Regions from separate parts of the Homo sapiens genome. Here region 1 is linked to region 2. Evidence: read pairs that join two places in POLR2A ChIA-PET (ENCODE). Cell type or tissue: PC-9. All regions are shown on one strand. Links, peaks and the distances in the headings refer to the core of each region. The heading gives the core; the rest is flanking DNA. Region 1 has its middle 16 kb from the start of DCAF12. Region 2 has its middle 30 kb from the start of UBAP2.

Region 1 (2,905 bases), core at 309-2,808, 63 kb after region 2:
AATGAATCAATTAGAAATCCTGAAAATAATTTCCTAAATGAAAAAAGTAAGTTATTGGTAATAAACCCTCAATAAACTAGATATACATTATCTTAGATGGACATAGACAAACAGAGTGTTAGTGAATTAGAAGATGGTTCTAAGGAAGTGGCTTAGAGAACAGCATACAAATTGACCAGGCACAGTGTTTCACGCTTGTAATCCTAGCACTTTGAGAGGCCGAGGTGGGCGAATCACCTGAGGTCAGGAGTTCGAGATCAGCCTGGACAACATGGTGAAACCCCATCTCTACTAAAAAATACAAAAATTAGCCAGACACAGTGGCGCATGCCTGTAATCCCAGCTACTCAGGAGGCTAAGGCTGGAGAATAGCTTGAACTGGGGAGGCGGATGCTGCAATGAGCCGAGATTGCACCACCGCACTCCAGGCCAGGCAACCGAGCGAGACTCCATCTCAAAAAAACCGAAAAACAAAAATTAGCTTGGTGTGGTGGCAGGTGCCTGTAATCCTAGCTGCTCAGGAGGCTGAGGCAGGAGAATCACTTGAATCTGGGAGGTGGAGGTTGCAGTGACCCGAGATCACACCATTACGCTCCAGCCTGGGTGACAGAGGAGACTCCACCTCAAAGAAAAAAAAAAGAGAGAACAACATAAAAAGATAGAAATTGAGTATAATAAAAAGGCATGGAGGTTAGAAGTGGCATTATTGAAAATGGCAGAGTAGGGGATCCATTTCTCCCCAGAAACACTGAAAAACTTGGCAAAACCTGTTGGAATTCAACCTTATCAGAATGCTAGGAGACAGTTAAAAGTTTACAGCAACGGGCCGGGTGCTATGGCTTATGCCTGTAATCCCAGCACTTTGGGAGACTGAGGCGGGTGGATCACCTGAGACCAGGAGTTCAAGATCAGCCTGACCAATATGGTGAAACGCTGTCTCTACTTAAAATACAAAAATTAGCTGGGCGTGGTGGCGTGCGCCTGTAGTCCCAGCTACTTGGGAGGCTGGGGCAGGAGAATTGCTTGAACCTGGAAGGAGGGGATTGCAGTGAGCCAAGATTGTGCCACTGCACTCCAGCCTGAGCGACAGAGTGACACTCCATCTCAAAAAAAAAAAAAAAAAGAAAAAGAAAAGTTTACAGCAACCAAATGCTTAACCAAGAGAAAGGCCACTGAAGCAGCTAAGATTTTTGTGGTATTTTAGCTTACCTTAGCCCCATCCCCTCCTTAGAGAAGCAGTGATCTTAGAGCCAGCAGCTTGTGTTCCCTGTTCAGATACCTCGTTCTAGAGAGAGCAGAGTGGACCTTGTTCCTATGGAATAGGATTTGATTTTTTTTTTTTTTTTTTTTTTTTTTTTTTTGAGACTGAGTTTCGCTCTTTCACCCAGGCTGGAGTGCAATGGTGTGATCTCAGCTCATAGCAGCCTCTGCCTCCCGGGTTCATGCCATTCTCCTGCCTCAGCCTCCCAAGTAGCTGGAATTACAGGTGCCCGCCACCACGCCCAGATAATTTTTGTATTTTTAGTAGAGAGGGGGTTTCACCATGTTGGCCAGGCTGGTCTCAAACTCTTGACCTCAGGTGATCCACCCACCTTGGCCTTCCAAAGTACTAGGATTACAGGTGTGAGCCGCCGCGCCGGCCCAGGATTTGTCTTTTGAACCTAACTAGGGTTTCTCTTTGTTGTAACTAACTTGGAACTCTGCTAGGATAGAGCAGCTACACAGACTTTTCCTAAAAGCAATTAAGAACAAATGAATGAACTGCTATGGGCTGGGCAAAACAAACAATCAAAAAAACAGCTAGATCAAACAACAGACATGTTGAAAGCCTGAGAGGAAAATCCAGAGAATGATATTTTGGGGGAGAATAAGAGCTTTGAAAGTTTTCTATGTTTACAGGGGAATCTAGAAAGCCACACACATGCCAAGAGAAGGACACATGCTTAGAGAAAAACTGGGAAGACCATGAGTTTTCACCTCTGCCTGATTTTTAGACTCAGTGCAAGCAAGAAGTGGAGGTTTAGACAGAGTTGCAAACAGCATGGCTAAGCATAGAAGGAGTGATTCAACATAGAGCCAATCTGCAAAGACCTGGAAATTTTTCTTTTCTTTTGTACTGCTTTTTTCCTTCCCTTATTTCCTTTTCTCCAGGCATTTAAGGAAACATCTGGCAAACCACAGTAAAAAAAAAATATGGTTATGTAAGAGAAGGTTCTGGCTTTTTTTTTTTTTTTTTTTTGGAGGCTGAGTCTCGCTCTGTTGACCATGCTAGAGTGCAGTGGTGTGATCTCGGCTCAACCTCTGCCTCCCAAGCTCAAGCAATTCTTGTGCCTCAGCCTCCTGAATAGCTGGGACTACAGGCCCCCACCACCACGCCCAGCTAATTTTTTGTATTTTAGTAGAGACAGGGTTTCACCATGTTGCCCAGGGTGGTCTTGAACTCCTGAGTTCAGTCAATCCACCTGCCTCGGCCTACCAAAGTGCTAGGATTGCAGGCGTGAGCCACAGTGCCCGGTTGGTCCTTGCTTTTAAGAAACCAACACTGGGCCGGGCGCGGTGGCTCACGCCTGTAATCCCAGCACTTTGGGAGGCTGAGGCAGGCGGATTACGAGGTCAGGAGATCGAGACCATCCTGGCTAGCACGGTGAAACCCCATCTCTACTAAAAATACAAAAAAAAAAATTAGCCGGGCATGGTGGCAGGCGCCTGTAGTCCCAGATACTCGGGAGGCTGAGGCAGGAGAATGGCGTGAACCCGTGAGGCAGAGCTTGCAGTGAGCCAAGATCACACCACTGCACTCCAGCCTGGGTGACAGAGCAAGACTCTGTCTCAAAAAAAAAAAAAAAAAAAGAAACGAACACTGAAATACAGTACTTAGGAGTTTTCAACTTTCCAACATTCTAAT
Region 2 (2,905 bases), core at 85-2,584:
TTTTTTTTTTTTGAGATGGAGTCTCGCTCTGTCGCCCAGGTTGGAGTGCAGTGGTGCAATCTCAGCTCAATGCAAGCTCCGCCTCCTGGGTTCATGCCATTCTCCTGCCTCAGCCTCCCGAATAGCTGGGATTACAGGCGCCCGTCACCACGCCTGGCTAATTTTTTTGTATTTTTAGTAGAGATAGGGTTTCACGGTGTTAGCCAGGATGGTCTCGATCTCCTCACCTCATGATCTGCCCACCTTGGCCTCCCAAAGTCCTGGGATTACAGGCGTGAGCCACCACACCCGGCCCCCAATTTTTTTTTTTTTAAATAAATATAGGCCGGGCGCACTGGCTCACACCTGTACCCCAGCACTTTGGGAGGCCGAGGTGGGCAGATCACCTAAGTTCAGAAGTTTGAACCAGCCTGGCCAACATGGTAAAACCCCATCTCTACTAAAAATACAAAAATTAGCCAGACGCGGTGGCACGCGCCTATAATCCCAGCTACTCGGGAGGCTGAGGCACGAGAATTTTTTTTTTTTTTTTTTGAGACGGAGTCTTGCTCTGTCGCCCAGGCTGGAGTGCAGTGGCGTGATCTCAGCTCACTGCAACCTCCGCCTCCCAGGTTCATGCCATTCTCCTGCCTCAGCCTCCTGAGCAGCTGGGACTACAGGAGCCCACCACCATGCCCAGCTACTTTTTTGTATTTTTAGTAGAGACGGGGGGTTTCACCGTGTTAGCCAGGATGGTCTCGATCTCCTGACCTCGTGATCCACCCGCCTCGGCCTCCCAAAGTGCCGGGATTACAGGCGTGAGCCACCACACCCGGCCGAGGCACAAGAATTGCTTGAACTTGGGAGGTGGAGGTTGCAGTGAGCCAAGATTGCACCACGGCACTCCAACCTGGGTGACGGAAGTCTCGAAAAAAAAATAAAAAAAAATTTTTTTTAAATATATATAAATAAAAAAGTAAAAAATTAGGGCCAGGGGCCAGGCGCGATGGCTCACGCCTGTAATCCCAGCACTTTGGGAGGAGGCCAAGGTGGGCGGATCACCTGAAGTTAGAGGAGTTCAAGACCAGCCTGACCAATATGGTGAAGCCCCGTCTCTACTAAAAAAAAAATACAAAGATTAGCCGGGCATGGTGGCAGGCGCCTGTAGTCCCAGCTACTTGGGAGGCTGAGACAGAAGAATTGCTTGAACCAGAGAGGCGGAGGTTGCAGTGAGCCTAAATCGTGCTACTGCACTCCAGCCTGAGCGACAAAAAACAAACAAACAAACAAACACAAAACAATAGGCCCAGGTACAGTTTGGGCAACAGAGTGAGACTGTGTCTCAAAAAATAATACTAATTTTTCAACACCATAAATACCATTTGATAGGCTAAGAGTTCCTGATAAAGACCACAGTCACCAGTTAAATAAACTGATAGCCTCAGAACAATAACATCAAAGCTGACATCATCTGTGATGACTCACGCAACCTCCATCATCTTTGAGAATCCTATGACATCCTGGCTAGCAACTCTAGGTCTGCCCAGGTGCCTGCAAGGCAGATTCCATAGCAAGGCAAGTTTAGGTATCTCAGGTCTTAGCTAGATCTCTTATTATCTTCTGCTATCAAAGGAGACCCAAGATAGCTGTACGTTTTCTTGGCTTGTTCAAGATGAGAAAGCATCCTAAAACTCTACAACCTGCACTTTGAAAGGATGTCTTCGAGTACAAGTTCAAAATGTTGAGATAGGCTCGGTGCAGTGGCTCGGGTCTGTAATTCCAGCACTTTGGGAGGCTGAAGTGGGCGGATAACGAGGTCAAGAGATCGAGACCATCCTGGCCAGATGCTGGTGATATCCCGTCTCTATTAAAAATACAAAAATTAGCTGGGCATGGTTGCATGGGCATGTAGACCCAGCTACTCGGGAGGCTCAGGCAGGAGAATCGCTTGAACCCGGGAGGCAGAGGTTGGGGTGAGCCGAGATTGCGCCACTGCACTCCAGCCTGATGAGAGTGAGACTCTGTTTAGAAAAAAAAGAAAAAAAATGGCCAGGCGCCTTGGCTGACGCCTGTAATCCCAGCACTTTGGAGACCGAGACAGGCGGATCATGAGGTCAGGAGTTCGAGACCAGCCTGGCCAATATGGTGAAACCCTGTCTCTATTAAAAATACAAAAATTAGGCCGGGCACGGTGGCTCACGCCTGTAATCCCAGCACTCTGGGAGGACAAGGCAGGCAGGAGGATCATCTGAGCTCAAGAGTTTGAGAGATCAGCCTTGGCAACATGGCGAAACCCTGTCTCTGTTTAAAAAAAAAAAAAACATTAAGGCCGGGTGTGGTGGCTCACGCCTGTAATCCCAGCACTTTGAGAGGCTGAGGTGGGCAGATCATGAGGTCAAGAGATTGAGACCATCCTGGCCAGACGCTGGTGAAATCCCGTCTCTACTAAAAATACAAGAATTAGCTGGGCATGGTGGCACGGGCATAGAGACTCAGCTACTCGGGAGGCTGAGGGATGAGAATCGCTTGAACCCGGGAGGCAGAGGTTGGACTGAGCCAAGATCGCGCCACTGCACTCCAGCCTGACGAGAGTGAGACTCTGTTTAGAAAAAAAAGAAAAAAAATGGCCAGGCGCCTTGGCTGACGCCTGTAATCCTAGCACTTTGGAGGCCGAGGCAGGCGGATCATGAGGTCAGGAGTTCGAGACCAGTCTGGCCAATATGGTGAAACCCCGTCTCTATTAAAAATACAAAAATTAGCCGGGCGCGGTGGCTCACGCCTGTAATCCCAGCACTTTGGGAGGCTGAGGTGGGTGGATCACCTGAGGTTGGGAGTTCGAGACCAGCCTGACCAACATGGAGAAACTCCATCTCTACTGAAAGTACAAAAATTAGCTGGGCATGGTGGCGCATGTTTGTAATCCCAG

The links. Peaks named below come from ENCODE experiments on the same cell type or tissue, not always from the same donor. Only the 100,000 strongest peaks of a DNase experiment are listed, where the experiment ranks them.
Region 1: POLR2A ChIA-PET joins it to region 2 with 22 read pairs; 8 of 35 experiments call an interaction of 5 or more read pairs at or near these places.

Annotation. Positions count from the first base shown.
Region 1 is chr9:34,141,174-34,144,078 of GRCh38, forward strand. No RefSeq gene overlaps it. Among named protein-coding and RNA genes, the nearest start is that of DCAF12, 16 kb to the left of the region's middle. RefSeq lists a silencer at 2,376-2,567. In PC-9, for the core only: no CTCF peak of the experiment used is centred there; no DNase peak of the experiment used is centred there.
Region 2 is chr9:34,077,905-34,080,809 of GRCh38, forward strand. No RefSeq gene overlaps it. Among named protein-coding and RNA genes, the nearest start is that of UBAP2, 30 kb to the left of the region's middle. In PC-9, for the core only: no CTCF peak of the experiment used is centred there; a DNase peak (open chromatin) is centred at 1,457.